Linked DNA regions of Mus musculus: region 2 is linked to region 1. A link is a contact called in ENCODE Hi-C data. All regions are on one chromosome and are shown on one strand. The core of a region is the stretch at or near the end of the contact, and the rest is flanking DNA. Distances in the headings are between cores, read along the strand shown.

Region 1 (7,578 bases), core at 2,288-4,787:
GGCTCTCTTAGGCTACTCCCACCTGAGAAGGACCCCATGTACCTTTCACCAGTGTGCAGAGTCTCTAACTGCGTCCCCCTCCTTCAGACTCTAAGTCAGGCATCACTCTAAGCCAGTGGTTATCAACCTTCCTAATGCTTGCTGTGAGCCTTTAATACAGTTCCTCGATGGGCGGTGGTGGCGCACGCCTTTAATCCCAGCACTTGGAAGGCAGAGGCAGATGGATTTATAAGTTCAAGACCAGACTGATCTACAGAGTGAGTTCCAGGACAGAGGACGGCCAAGGCTACACAAAGAAACCGTCTCAAAAAAAAATAAAATAAAATAAAGAAAAAGGGGGGGGAGGAGGCTGGCGAAATGGATCAGCGAGTAAGAAAACTGATTGCTCTTGCGAATGTCCTGAGTTCAAATCCCAGCAACCACATGGTGGCTCACAACCACCTGTAATGAGATCTGACACCCTCTTCTGGTGTGTCTGAAGACAGCTACAATGTACTTACATGTAATAATAAATAAATCTTTGGGCCAGAGCGAGCAGGGACTGAGGGTACAGAGTTGACTGGAGTGAGAGGTCCTAAAATTCAATTCACAACCACCACATGAAGGCTCAAAACCATCTGTACAGCTACAGTGTACACGCATACATAAAATAAATTAAATAAATAATCTTTTTTTAAAAATACAGTTCTTCACATTGTGGAGACCCCAAATCATAAAATTATTTTTCAGGACTTTTAATTGTGTGTGCATTCTCTCTCATTCATATTCTCTCTCTCTCTCTCTCTCTCTCTCTCTCTCTCTTTCTCTCGTGTGGCACGCGCGCGCGCACACGCACACACACACACACACACGCACACACACAAATGGGAGTCCCCGTGGAGGCCAGGGATGCTGGATACCTTGGTGTGAGTACTGGGTATTGAACTCAGGTGCAACTTTTAGTATTTTTAAATCTTTTTTTTTTTTTTTTTTTTTTTTTTTGGTTGTTTGGTTTGGTTTGGTTTTTCGAGACAGGGTTTCTCTGTGTAGCCCTGGCTGTCCTGGAACTCACTTTGTAGACCAGGCCTCGAACTCAGAAATCCGCCTGCCTCTGCCTCCCAAGTGCTGGGATTAAAGGCGTGCATCACCACACCCCGCTAAACCTTATTTTTAATGATGGATTTTAAATGTTTTAACCCCTCTGTCACTCACTAGAGGTAGTGGAAAAGAAAGGATATGGGGGAAGTGGACCTGTTGAGAAAGGTTTTTTTGGAGTATCTCTCATCTGTGCTGTCTAGAAATGGACAGTTTAATTACAGGTTGGCAGGGGCAGCTTGGTCTATTTGTAAATCCTTTTTTGTTGTTTTTTTGTTTTGGGGTTTTTTTGGTTTTTTTCCGAGACAAGGTTTCTCTGTGTAGCCCTGGTGTCCTGGAACTCACTCTGCAGACAACGCTGGCCTCGAACTCAGAAATCTGCCTGCCTCTGCCTCCCAAGTGCTGAGATTCAAGGCATGCACCACCACTGCCCAGCTATTTGTAAATCCTTTATGGATATGTCAGCAGTCTAGCTTGGTAGAGTCGGGTTCGAAACAGTGGTGATACCACCTAGCAGAGATAGCCAGGCCTCAGCCTTAGCTCGAGTCAGCAGGAGGGACCAACAGGAACATCAGAAGTTCTCAGCTGTTCCTTCCTCAGGGAAGAGAAGATCAGCAAGGATGCAAGACCCACAAGTTTTGAACAGTTGGATGTACCAGCAAGTCAAGCTCTAAGCTCTGTCTCTGTCTTTCTCTGGAGTCCTATTTATAGCCTCCAAGCACAAGTCCACTATGGGTCTTATCTCAGCACCTGTACCTAATCAGCCAGACTGCAGAAGTGGCAAGAAACTGTAGACTACCATCACAAGTTTTTTGGTTTTTTTCTGTGTGTGTGTGGTCTCAGCACAATGTAAGGCGGACCAGTATATGTGTGTTATTATTAGTAAAGAATCTTTTACCATGTGTCTTTTTATGTGTTTGTTTTAGTAGAAAATCCTCTCTCCTGTGTCTGCTTCAGGGAAATGTTCCTTTACAAGTCTGTCCTTAGCTTTTTATATCTTTATCTATTTTAATGAAACATTCTTTCACATTTGCCCCCAGCAAAACCCCATCCAACTGACTTTCCAAAGTACCCTTAAGTTTCCACCTCATTCAGGTTCTCTGGAAAAAGTTTGCTCTTAATCACTGAGCCACCTCTCCAGCCTCATAAAGTTATTTTTGTTGCTCCTTGATAACTAATTTTACTAGTTACAAACTGTAAATATCTGATATGCAGCCCCTCTCCAGAAGGGTCATGAATCACCGGCTGAGAACTCCTGCTCTAGGCAACTCCTGCTCTAGGCCTTCAGCATCCTCAAGTACCCTGACACCATGGAAGTCTTGCTTGCTTTGAGTCCTCTTCCCCAGCACATCAGCACTTCTCAGAAGACAAGGGACACTGCCTGTCGTTCAGCCCAGCCTGTATGCTGAGGCTGTCCCACTTAGGCCCAAGGACCATGCACCTCGATGGGCATTCTACATTGTTCTGGGGATTTGATTTTTTTTTGAGACATGGTCTCACGTAGTCCATGCTGAATACAACTGCTCTATGAAGTTAAGGACAAGCCCTTTATCTGATGTGCATCTCAAAGGTGCTGAGATGACAAGTGAAGAATGCTGGGGATGAAGCCCATGATCAAGCACTCCAGGCAACTTTAGATCTATCGACTGAATCCCAGCACTTATTTTGAATAGGTTGTCTTGTAGCCCAGACTGGCCTGGAACTTGCAGTGCTCCTCTGGCCTCAGCTCACGACTGCAGGGGTAACAGGCATAGGCATCGCATTCGCTACCCCATTGCAGAGGATGCTGCTGCGCTCGATGCCCCAGTGTGGCAGGTGCGCCTGAGTCAGCTCCCCTCGTGCCAAGCATCCCCGGGGCGGCCGCGCCACCCACGCACCAATTAGCACCCCCGGAAAGCAGGCCCCCGGGCGCCGGGGGAACTTGCCAGCCAGGCGAAGGGAGGGGCCGTGGGAGTGAGGCCGCACACCGCCAGAACCCCGAAGTCGGGGACGCAGCGCCCACCCGGCCGCAGGCCGCTCCCCGAACCCTGTATCCCCGGAATGTGACGCCACATCTAACGTGCCCCACGCGGATCCCAGCCTGCCGCGCCCCACCCAGACCCAGTAACCCGTGTGGCAGAGTTTTGTCCAGGCCGCCGCTAGGCACGTGCGCAACCCTATGCCCGTCTGGATCGTAGGCCACGCCCGGAACGTTGCGTCCAGGGACCCCGCACCCCACCCGGACCCCGGCCCGCCGCGCGCCGGAACCCCCAGCCCCGGACGCCCCGCCCCGCCCCGCTGCCACCGCCCCAAGTCCCCACGGACCCGACCTCGTTCCAACTCCTCCATGACGTAGGCCAGCAGCCCGGGGCAGCCACACTCGCCACCCACCACCAGCAACAGTAGGGAGCTGGGCGCCTCCACAGCCTCCGGCGCCGCCATCACTGCCGCCATCTTCGCACCGCCCCGACGCTCTGAGCGCCCCGCCCCGCTGGCCACGCCCCTTCAGGGAGCTTACCGGAAGCACCGGAGACCCCGGCCGGAAGCGCCCCCTCCTCTCCACCCCTCTGTCAATGCCCGCTAGGCTTTGGGAGCCCGAAGAGGACTGAGACTGGCTGTGTACTAAGATACCGTTATCCCTCCCAAATTTCATCCATTCATTTTTCATTCATTCCCTCATTCATTCTCCCGCTAAGCAACGCTTAGAATCTCTGTCCCCCGAAAACTCATTCCATCACAGGGGTTCTGCACAGAACCAGAGTCGGCTAGGTCCTGCGAGCTTCCTGAGTTAGAACCTGGACAGAAGAGAGCTTGGGGATGTGTAGCTGCTTGCTAGGTGTGTGTGCTGGGCCGGGTCATTTTGGAAGAAAGGACATTTTGGAGGGGTAAAGTCACCAAGCCTATCTGACACCAAGTCAGGTTGTCTCTAGATGACCCTGGGACTGTGATCTTCCTGCCTCCACAGCTTCCCACACGTTGGGACAGTAGACAGCTTGGGATTCACTAGGGCTATGTGTGATGGAGACTGCTTATGTGGCTCCCACTCAGACCTGGAACATTTTCACCCCAAACTTGCATCTTGGTTTATTTGTTTTTCGAAACAGGGTCTTTCTGTGTAGCCCTGGCTGTCTCGGAACTTGCTCTCTAGATCAGGCTGGCCTCAAATTCACAGAGATCTGCCTGCTTCTGCCTCCTGAGTGCTGAATTCAAAGGTGTGCTCCACCACCACCCAGTCCAATCTTACTTCTTTTTTGGCCATTCCATGTTAAGTATTTGAAATGCTGTTCACCCCAAGAAGGACCAGCTGGCTCCCCTCAAGAGTGAGCCTTCTGTCTCTGGAGTAAACAACTAAGCCCAGCCAGGTGCTTCCATTCACAGTCAACCTCCACTACCTAACAAATATGAGTCCAGCCTAGGCTACATCAAGTCATATATCAAAAAGAAACAACAATTTAAAAAGACAAAGATTCATGCCTTTAACCTCATCATCTCTCTAGAGACAGAGGCAAGAGGATCTTTGTGAGTTCAAGGCCAACACTGGTGTACACAGTGTTGACAAGACAGACAGACAGACTTTTAAAATAAATGAAAAACAAGCAAAGGCAATTCAGGACTGGTGTGATGCATCAGGAACCCAAATCAAGCCTGCTGCTGACAGACGTTCTGTAAAGGACTTCCCCAAGCCAACTTCCTCCATCAGTCCGTAGCATCAGCCAAGTCCTCAAGCCATGGTCTGAGCTTCCTGGATACTCTTTTGGCGCCAATATCCTTCCTGAATCCTGACTCCTCCCCCTTAACTGGTCAGCCTGCAGAAGTTGATGGCTTGTGATTTCCTCTGTTGTTATAACGGAAACAGAACTGGGATGGTCCATTCTCTGCCCTCTGGCTAAGATCCAGTGCAGAATGGGCTTGGCAGTGCATCTCCACACCCCTAACTCATCACAGAAGACTGAGTGACCTTGGACAGTCTGTGGCCACCCTGGGCTACATAGGGAGTTCAAAGCTAACCTGGAAAATAGAGCAAGTCCCAGGAAAGACTAGGGTAGTAAAATCAACACAAGCGACTACAGGGATAGCTCAAATCTTAAGAGGTCTTAACTGCTCTTGCAGGGGACTCACATTCCATTCCCAACACCCATAGCACAGGTTCCAACTTCATGGAACTCCTGCTCCAAGGGATTTGACACCCCCTCTGACCTCTATGGATGCTCTCATATGCACAGTCACTCAGACACTAAGAAATCTTTAAAAAAGAAGAGACAGGCATGTTGGCATGCATCTAATTCCAGCACACTGGGGAGGGGGCAGAAGCAGGAAGATGTCTGTATGTGGTTAGCTTTGTCTACGTAGAAAGGGTTTGGCCAGCCAGGGCTGCACGGTGAAATCTTACCACCACATCAGAGCTGGAGCTCTGGTGAAAACCAGCAGGGTCACACTCTCTGGTTCTGCTCTGTGCAGGGGACACAGTGGAGGCTTGAGGGTTCTGCACAATGGAGCCAACAGCACATCCCCCACTTTCCACTCATTCATTTACTCAGTCTTTTCATGCTAATGTTCACAGAGTCCCTCAGGATTTGAACCCAGGAGCCCTTGGCTGACTTGTGAGCTCTCCTGCTGCCTAAGGCTCTACTGTTCTCTTTTTTCCACTTCTATACATTCCACAGTGACCTCAAACTGATGAGTCTCCTGCCTCAGTCTCTCAGCTTTGGGCACAACAGACTGCATGCATACCACTTACATTAGTAGTGAGTGTTAATGTCATTATCTGGTCTCTGGGCCTGGAGCTCCACAGTACATCTCTGCCATGAGTCAGCTGGGGAAAGGGTTTTCATTAGGCTTTGTGGACCTCAAGTTTTGCAAAATACACACACACACACACACACACACACACACACACACACACACAGAGAGAGAGAGAGAGAGAGAGAGAGAGAGAGAGAGAGAGAGAGAGAGAGAGAGAGAAATGTCCTTGAGCTTTTCCTATCCCTACGGTTGGGAGTCAAGGCGTGGGGATTGCAAGTCTCCTGGAGAGAAAGACTCAGTGGTCACTTGGGACTCAGGTCACTTCCTTCACCTCTATCCACACCTAGATCCAGTCAGCTAATGGAGCAGCTGTCTGGTCCCCGTGGAGACAGGGATGGGGGGAGGGGAGGGAGGAAGCTGTGAGCCCTTGAGGCAGTCAGACTTTCTATTCCGCAACACTCCCAAGCTGTTTAGCCAGACATCCCTCTCTGCCTCTGCAGCCAGGCCTGGGGCTCCACATCACCAGCCACCCCTAGCCACATTCCAGCACTTTCCCTGGGGGAGTCTAGGCTGGCACCCTATCCCTGAGTTATAGCTGGTCTTTGCAACTTTGTGGGTTCTTTTTCCCACCCTTTATAGCCCAGTTTCACCCTCAATCACTACATAGGAGAGAAAGAAGGATAAAGGGGAAAGAGATCCCTGTTTCTTCGAGTATAAACCAACAAACCGCAGTCAACCCCCTTGAACAACAACCACCTATCCTATATCTATCATAGTATTTATTAGCTAGCAAAACCACATCTCCGCTAGAGCATGACATAAATCACAGCCAACTGCTGCAGCCAGTGCATAGGAGCCCCCGTATCTGCACACCTGGGGTTAAAATAAAAACACTTTCTTATGTTTCTGCATTTTTCAAGAAACCCAAATTCCAAAATTATCACTGATAGGCCAGGCCCCAGCCCCAGCCCCTCCCGGTGGGATCTTAGCCTGTCACACTTCCCCTGAGGCACAACCCCAGCCCCTCCCTGGGTGAATCTAGGCTGTCACTCTTCCTCTGAACCATGCCCCCAGCCAGTCTTTTTTAGGTAGACATAAAGGAGGCTCCCCTGGAACTTAGAATCTTCCCACCTCCACCTCACAACCATGGGCTGGCAGATGTGGGGCACCAAGCTTAGCCCTGTTGAGCTTTGTGAGCCATTGCCATAGCTCTGACAGCTACCATAGACTTACCGCCAGCCTCCTGCAGCTCCTGGAGTTCCCTGCGGGAGCCCTGGGCCAAGCTCCCTCCAGTTGGCACCAATCCCATGCCTTTCCTTTCTCCCTAACAAGCCAGTCAGACAGCTCCATCCCACCTTTAGCGCTGGCTTCTGTGACAGCATTCCCTCAGGCCAGGTCCTCTTTCCTCTTCCTCCCAACTCCTCTTTATTTCTACACTATCACGTCTGTACTGGTTGATTGCCGAGCCCCTCACACCTGCTGTTCATATCCAGCTGGTACTAAGTGAGGCAGTTACATGCAAATGACCCACAGGAACTGTCAACAATACTCAGTTGGTTTGCTTGTTTTCGGTATTTTGCGGGACGCCTGCTTGTTCATAGCTGTCCTGAAACTCACTATGTGGAGACTGGCCTGCCTCTGCCTCCTGAGTACTGAGACTAAAGGCAGGCTTCACCACCACCCAGTGAGTACTGAGACTAAAGGCTCCACCACCACCCAGCTTTACTTCACTTTCGTTTGTTTTGTTTGATTGTTTGTTTGTTTTTTGTTTTCTTAATGAAA
Region 2 (7,578 bases), core at 2,372-4,871, about 51 Mb before region 1:
AGATCCCGCAGTCTTTGCAGGGGAAGACGTCCTCTGGTAGGGGTACAAGTGGGGGTGAGGTACTGACTGGATGAGGAAGGGCCTGGCCTTGACAGCTCCAGGCTGAGGTACTGGCTTTTGGTGGCTTAGCTCTCCTTTCATTGTGTCCCTGAAGGCCCCGTCTAATCGTAGGACCCACCCAGGCACTGGGGATTCTCCTGTCCCTGCACAGGGGACATGAGGACTCAGCTCCTACTGCTGCCTTTAGGCATATATTACACCCATGCCTGCCACCACCTTCTCTTTCTACTTCTCAGGGGGCCCGCACCAGGTCCCTTGGGGCTGAGCCCTTCCTATGGTAGCAGGCCATGTACAATCTAGCACTCGGGTCACTCTGCATCAGCTGGGTACTGTCCTTCAGTTCAGTGTCTTACTGGAGCATAATTTATCCCCTGCCCCCCCCTCCCCGTGTGTGTAAACTGGACCTTTTGCATGCTGACCACCCCCCCCCCCAGGATCTGCCCTAACCTTTGACTTGAGTGTCAACCAAAGTCTGCCCCTGGGAGTCACATACTTACTGTTGATGACTGCGGTAGCAAGGATGGATGCCATGCCAGCCTGCTGGGGCAGCAGCTGGATGTCGGTGTGCACTGGGGCCAAGCCTCCAGGTTCTACTGGTTCCTGCACAGGGTGTCTGGGAGCACCATGGGGCTCGGTGACAAGGCGCACATATAGCAGTCCACCAGAAGGCACCACTTTGGTAACCCTGCACCAGAGGGCGTCATCTGTAGGGTACAGGCACTTGTGATGATCCTGGGCCTTTAATGGGGGTGCTTCCCTTTGTCTCCCACCCTGGGGCCCTGCTGTATGGCCAGGGATGACTGAGTCTGGGCAAAAGGCAGGAAGTGGCTGCATTCAGGCTCACGTTCGTGGCTGGCTGGATTTGTGGTGTGCTATCCTGTGTCTGAGGCAAGGATTGGGGGAGCTTACATCTCCAGTAAAAGGGTAGACATGGGCAGGGATATATGAGGGGGTTGTATGTAATCACTATCACTTGGCTGGGGTAGAGGGGTGTCCTAACGCATTGGGCTCCAGAACAGGCAGGTTTTCAATCTGTTGGGCATGGGCCTGGTGCTGTTCCCACAGTAGCCTGTAGAGGGCAGCCTCAATCCACAAAAACCCAGGTGTCCTGGGCCAGCAGTTCTGCCACATGGCCTGGAACCCTGTGAGCTGTGAGTAGGGACACTTCTGGCCTCAGTCTCAAGCCAGTGGCCACTCCCAGCAGAAAGTGGGAAAAGAAAAGGGAGTATGTATGTTCTAAGGTGGCAGTAGGAGCTGAGCTGCAGGGTAGAGCCTGTGTAAGTCCCATTATGGGCCAAGTGATACAGGAAAAATCAAGCGACAATGTCCACAGGATTCCTGTGGTCACTGTGACCCTGTCTGCAGGCCCCACCCAGATCAGGTCATGTTTATCAGTATCATCCCTATAAGGGCCTCTGTCTTCTGTGGATGGCACACTTGGGCAGAACTGTGTTGTAGAAGCCTATGGGCAGGTCAGTCCTGGTGGTGCAAGCACATGGCTGACGGCTTGCCAACATCCAATCTGGTGTTGGGGCGTGTTCCTTTCTAGTGCAGGCTGCCTTCAGTGGTCCCCGGAAGCTCTTCTTGCTCAGTCTCCCCCTAAGCCCACGTAGAGAAGCAGAGCTCTCAGTGGCTGTGGAGGGCCCAGGGTGGCCCCTCTAGCCCTTGTGTTCAGTGGCTGTGGAGGGCCCAGGGTGGTCCCTCTAGCTCTTGTGTTCAGTGGCTGTGGAGGGCCCAGGGTGGCCCCTCTAGCCCTTGTGTTCAGTGGCTGTGGAGGGCCCAGGGTGGCCCCTCTAGCCCTTGTGTTCAGTGGCTGTGGAGGGCCCAGGGTGGCCCCTCTAGCCCTTGTGTTCAGTGGCTGTGGAGGGCCCAGGGTGGCCCCTCTAGCCCTTGTGTTCAGTGGCTGTGGAGGGCCCAGGGTGGTCCCTCTAGCTCTTGTGTTCAGTGGCTGTGGAGGGCCCAGGGTGGTCCCTCTAGCTCTTGTGTTCAGGGGCTGGCTGTAGAGGGCCCAGGGTGGTCCCTCTAGCTCTTGTGTCAGTGGTTATGATTCGCATGGGATTGCAGCTCCAAAGGTTGTCCATCATCCTCTCAGATGGGGTTCAGGGTGCTCTCTCAGGCAGTTTGATTGTTACCCAGATAAGCTGGTGTCCCTTTAAGAGCTGGACCAGTCAGAACCAAGTGACCCTGCCTTCTGAAAGACCTTAGCGGGGAGGGAGGCAGGCATGAGATACAGACCCTTCCTGTAGATCTCTGAGTTGGCGGCTTCTTCAGTTAGGACCTGGGGCAGCATCCTTAGCCAGCAGCTCTCATCCACCATCAGGGTCACAGCTGGGCCCTAGAGAAGAGTGGAGATGGGAAAGGCTCAGTCTATATAGGATGCCGAGTGGGGGGCTTTGCTCTGTTGTGTAGTGGTGGTCAGCAGCCTGGTAGCTCATAGCAGTAGGACTTGTGTAGTTCAAACACTATGATAACTGGAGGCATGGCAGGGAGCTGTGCATTCCCAGGCTATGCATTGGTCTCTGTTGGGAACAAAGGTCTAGAGCTGTCAAGCACTGAATCTATAGAGCCTGCTGATGTGTGTTCTCTTTCTGTGACAGCAGAGCTGCTGGCACCAAGGGTATGGCCCATACCACGCAACTGCTAGATTCCTGCAAGGAACTGAGAAAGGGAGGGAGGGAGGGAGAGAGGGAGAGAGGGAGGGAGAGAGGGAGAGAGGGAGAGAGGGAGAGCACGAGCCCATGTCTCTGTACAGTAGAGCTTTCCTTTCTGGTGCAGGGTGGAACTTTTGGCCCTGTCCGTTCATTGAGAGCACTGTCCTTCTCCTGAGATTGGCTGCCCCAACCCAAGACAGCTGTGTTGCCAGGGAGCGAGGGGTAGTGGGTAGCTGAGGCTCTGTGCCCTCTTCCCCATCATATGGGCCAGGGAACTGAGACAGAATAAAGGGGAGGGGGTTGGGGTTAGAAGTTCCAGCCTAGGGCTGTGCCACACACTTCCTCTGCAGCTCCATCTGAACCTGGAAGGGAAGAGCTCTGGGCTCAGCCCCCCAGGGCCACCAAAGCTGCTTGCTTCCTGCCCCCTGCACCCTGGCTCTCAGCCCAGCAGCAGAGGAAGTAAGTGTACGTGGCCATGTCTCTGTGCAGCCCAGGCTGGAAGGCTGGGCTGGGATTTGGTCTCCGGTGGAGGATGAGACACAGCCAGTGGAAGGCAGGGACAGCAGAGGCCCAGTCCTGTCTATCCTTGGAGGGTGGGGTGGGTGACTGCTGCCACTTGGGCACCTCCCTGTTCGCTGAGCTTACTTAGCCCCTGGACTAAGCCACTCGGGCACTATGTGTAAAGGCAGAGCAGGCCTGTGTATCATCCTGTCGGCCATTCGCTGTTTGATTCAAATAAATGCCTTTCACTCAGAAACCTGCACCCCAGGAACTCTTAACCCAAAGCTTAGAGCCCCTGCTCACTCCCGGCTCCTAAGAACCGCTGCGGTGGTCATGGCAATGAGCTCACTGGGTAAGGAAGATGACCAACAGGCTGGAACAGGAGGAGAAACAGGCTGCTGACTGTAAGGGGAACTGCCAGGACAGTGCTTGGCACTCCTGGGTCCCCTTGTGTGTGATGCCCACATAGGCTCTGGGGCCAAACGTCAGGGTTCAGGTCTGACCTTTCTCCTGTGACCCCTGTGGACCAACTCTTTACAGATCGCATTCACATGGCATATACAGAGCCAACAAGATAAGGCCTACTAGCTGGGAACTCCCAGTGACCCATGAGGTCATGACAGCCCAGCCCGGTGGCTTCCACGTCACCTGCCTGCTGCCACGTGGCTTGCCATGGAGCAGGGAGTGGAGATAAGCTGGTTCTGAAGGGGAGCCCTGGAGTCCTAGCAGGTAACACCTGCACCTCTGGCTTCAGTTTCCTGTATGCCAGCACGGTGAGGCCCACATGACAAAGTTGCTGTCAGGATAGGGGAAGGAATCCCCTTCCTTGTCCTGCCACCATCTCAGGGCGGTGGGAGAGCTGGGGGCTAGGGAGGCTGTGCCCTTCTCTGTGGGCCTTTCTGCCCTGGGCACAGATGAATGTGAGGATACAGGAAGCCCTAGAGCTGTGTATACTGGCCACGGCTGCTTACTTATGCTCTGCTTGAAGGATAACATGAACAGTAAGGCATCTCTGGACCTAGGTATTGCCTTGCACCCTGGACCTTGCTGGCAGTTGCCACACGTCCACTGAGGGAGTGCATTCTACCCAAGAGCCTGCTTCAGATCGGCTGGCTTCCGTCAGGAGGTGGCTCCCAGGGATGCAGGGGGTAGGTGAGCTTTCAAGGTCACAGTTGGATAGCACAGAGTAAGCAGCAGACGGGTGTGGGCAGCCACACAGGGGGCCTCTGACTCTCACAGGCTAGCTGTTCCTGGCCCCAGCAGATGGCTGTCAGTGAGGTGGCTGGGTCTGGCCCTCCCTGCCTCAGCCTTCCACTACTCTAATGAATATTAATGAGCGGAGGAGGGTGAGAAAATTAATCTGCCTGATCCTCTGATGGGTGCTGTGGTAACGATATGAAATCTAATTATTCGTCCCAATATTTCTAAACCCTCAAACTGAGACTGACAGCCTCGCGGTCGGTTTAACGCTTATCGCTCTCCGGAGCAGCGTGTTCACCGCATGATAAAAACACGAGCGCGCACACGCACGCCACTTTGCTGACGCTGCACAAGCTGCTCTTTCTGTGGCAGTCCCAGTGCATGGAACACCATACCGCACCCCCTTGCAGCACTGTGGCATGGGGTGCATGCAACCTTGGGGAGCAGTGCTAGGAGGGAGCAGTGGTTGCTGTCCAGCACATCAAGTCCCCAGGGAAATGGGCCATGAGTTCCTGGCTGCCCCAAAACAGAGGTCCTGCGCCTCCATGCAGGTCCCTTCTCTGTTTCCGTGTGTGTGTGTGTGTGTGTGTGTGTGTGTGTGTGTGTGTGTGTGTGTGTGTGTGAATGTCATTGCCCTGCATCAGGATAGGTTGGGGCTTGGGACAGGGCTTTGTGGTCACTCTTCTCCCTGTCTGGGTCTCTCAGGTAGGCCTCGGAGGAGGAGTTCAGCTCCCGGCCCCCGGCTCCTCTGTTCAGGTGTGTCTAGGTCAGAGAAGAGCCCTGGCATCTGTCCCACTCGCTGCCCCTCCAGCCATCATTTGTCTCTCCCTCCTGGCTCCAACTCTCCCTCCCCCCAGCCCTGGATGACATCAGCCACTTTAAATTCTCCTGTGGATCTGAGCCTGCTCCTGTTCCCCCAACAAAGAGGTCAGTGTCCGACTCTGCGGGCTGATAACCATCAGAAACCATCAGAAACCATCTCTGAGACGACTTTATCTGCGGCTGTTCCCAAATCTTGCTGCTCATAAAGCCGTTTTCAGGGAAGGTGAGCCCTCTCAGGTGGGCAGCTTGCTCCAAAAATGGTATCCCACACTGCTGCCTGGGCTTCAGGTCCCCATATGCTGGGGACTAGTGCTGGGGCCTGTGGTCACAGGGTGACTCTAATTAGGCCCTCTCTCCTGCTGATCCACCCTCCTTCCACAGTGATAACAGCCTATGGCTCCTCTCTTTTCCCCAGATGCCCATCGCCCACTTCATAGGTGTAGGGTTGAGGCTCACCGAGAATACACGCTGTGTACACAGGATTAGAACCAAAGTCTAAGAAGCTCTGCCCACCCCACTGTCACTGCTCATCCATGTACTCGCCCCTCAGTCCCTGAAGGCCAGCTCTGTGCCAAGGGCTAGAGACACAGTACATAGTAAAGGGGAAGGAGCAGGGCCTTTGAAGGGCCAGGGACAACAGGGGACAAGGGACCAGCAAGAGTGAGCTTGGGTTCATGTTAACTGCATTTCGTGTTGGGAGGAGAGCAAGGACGATGCTGGCCATCTCAGGCAGAGAAATGAGGGCAGAGATCACCTGCGGGGAGAGTCACAGGCGCATGGCTCATGCCATCCCTGCCAGCCATCCCTCTGTGTAGGGTGGGCCCTGCTGCTCACCTCCTGGCCCCAGCCTTTTACCTCAGGGTGGCTTTGGGGCCCAAAGATGGAGCTAGCTGCAGGCAGGTCTGAGGCCATAGCTGCTGCAGCTCAGGAGCAGATGGAGGAGCCTGAGGAGGGGTGGGAGCCTAGGATATTTTTTAAGCTTCTCCCTTAGCTGACGGGGAAACCAAAGATGGAGAAGAAGGGGGCTCAGGCCCCCACAAAGCCAAGAGCAAACCTAGACTGGGCCTGGTGACTGAGCCAAATGACACTCCTGACTGTCCCAGTCTCTATGGACTGGGCAGAATGGTGGCTTCACAGATGTCACCAGAATTGTGAGAGTGATCTTATTTAGAGAAAGGGTCTTTGCATATTTCATATGAAAATATGAAATCACCTGGAACAGGGTAGCCCAAATAACAAATGACATAAAAAAGAGAAGGTACAAGGGGAGATGGAGCCACATGAAGACCAAGAGTCCTGGGGCCACCAGACGCCTCAGGCAGCTCTGCCTCAAAGAGCACAGGACCTACTCTGCCCCTTAGGATAGTGGCCTCTGTCTTCAGCTATGACAGAGTGTACAGGGTGTGGCACTCGGGGTACATCTATGCCTGCTGTCAGGTTACAGCAGACAGCCACTTTCCAGCTGAGGTTTCTCAGGCTGGGCTGCTGTCTCTTTAAGGCGGGGCTTGGAATGCTTCCCCAGGCCAGTGAAGCAGGGCTCAAACTATATTTCACATCTGGGTAGAACAGCAGTGGGCACAGCTGGGCTGCATGCCCTGGAGAGGAGATGCCTTTCCTGGGTACCCTCCCTCCCTTGTTACACAAAGATGGGGATGGAAACCAAACTTCCCCAGCACTCCCTCAAGTCCCAGTAAGGTGAGTTTGGGCTAGCCTAGGCTCCCTCACTCCATCCCCAGATGAGAGGACCTCAGGCCATTAGGGACTGACCTAAAGGCTGGTCCACATGAAGTCACGCAGTCTGGGCCCACTTCAGCCTTTCTAGCATCTTTTCTTTTTCTTTTTTCTTTTCTTTTCTTTTCTTTTTTTTTTTTTTCTTTTGGTTTTTCGAGCCAGGGTTTCTTTGTGTAGCCCTGGCTGTCCTGGAACTCACGCTGTAGACCAGGCTGGCCTTGAACTCAGAAATTTGCCTGCCTCTGCCTCCCAAGTGCCGGGATTAAAGGTGTGCACCACCACGCCCGGTTCCTAGCATCTTTTCTTAATGCATCTGCCACCCCGCTCAGCAGTCACGGACCCTCCCCTGGCCTCACTGATGCTATGGTGGCCCCTGGCCAAAGTAAGCAAGCTGAGCAGGCAGACCAACATAGGCAGGCTGGGGTGAAGGGCTGTGCACTCACATCCACCTATGCATCCCTCCACGACCACACTTCTGTATCTGCTCATCGACTCTTCCACCCATCCATTCATCCACTCACCCCCCCACCCTCTATCTGATCACCTGTCCATCCACACATGTGCCCATTTATGAATACACATGTACACATTCACTTATCTACCAACCCACCCG

What was found. Hi-C counts contacts between places; a loop is a spot of excess contacts on that map.
Region 2: a loop to region 1 is called in a map of T-helper 17 cell, with 57 times the contacts of the local background. The contact joins the enhancer-like site here to the promoter of Map1s in region 1. A Hi-C loop is called at or near these places in 4 of 37 maps with a recorded cell type or tissue (T-helper 1 cell, T-helper 17 cell, T-helper 2 cell and 1 more).

The regions. Positions count from the first base shown.
Region 1 is chr8:70,901,933-70,909,510 of GRCm38, reverse strand. Map1s (microtubule-associated protein 1S) reads right to left here and starts at 3,537. Exons shown (of 7, transcript NM_173013.3): 1 at 3,384-3,537. The coding sequence starts at 3,507.
Region 2 is chr8:122,326,907-122,334,484 of GRCm38, reverse strand. Zfpm1 (zinc finger protein, multitype 1) reads right to left here. Exons shown (of 10, transcript NM_009569.4): 5 at 2,296-2,395; 6 at 558-764; 7 at 1-33. Among named protein-coding and RNA genes, the nearest start is that of Gm46056, 14 kb to the left of the region's middle. RefSeq lists an enhancer at 4,524-4,814. Within about 2 kb of position 3,621, at least 1 of the 3 ENCODE cell types and tissues checked has a DNase peak (open chromatin) inside an H3K27ac peak, as active enhancers do.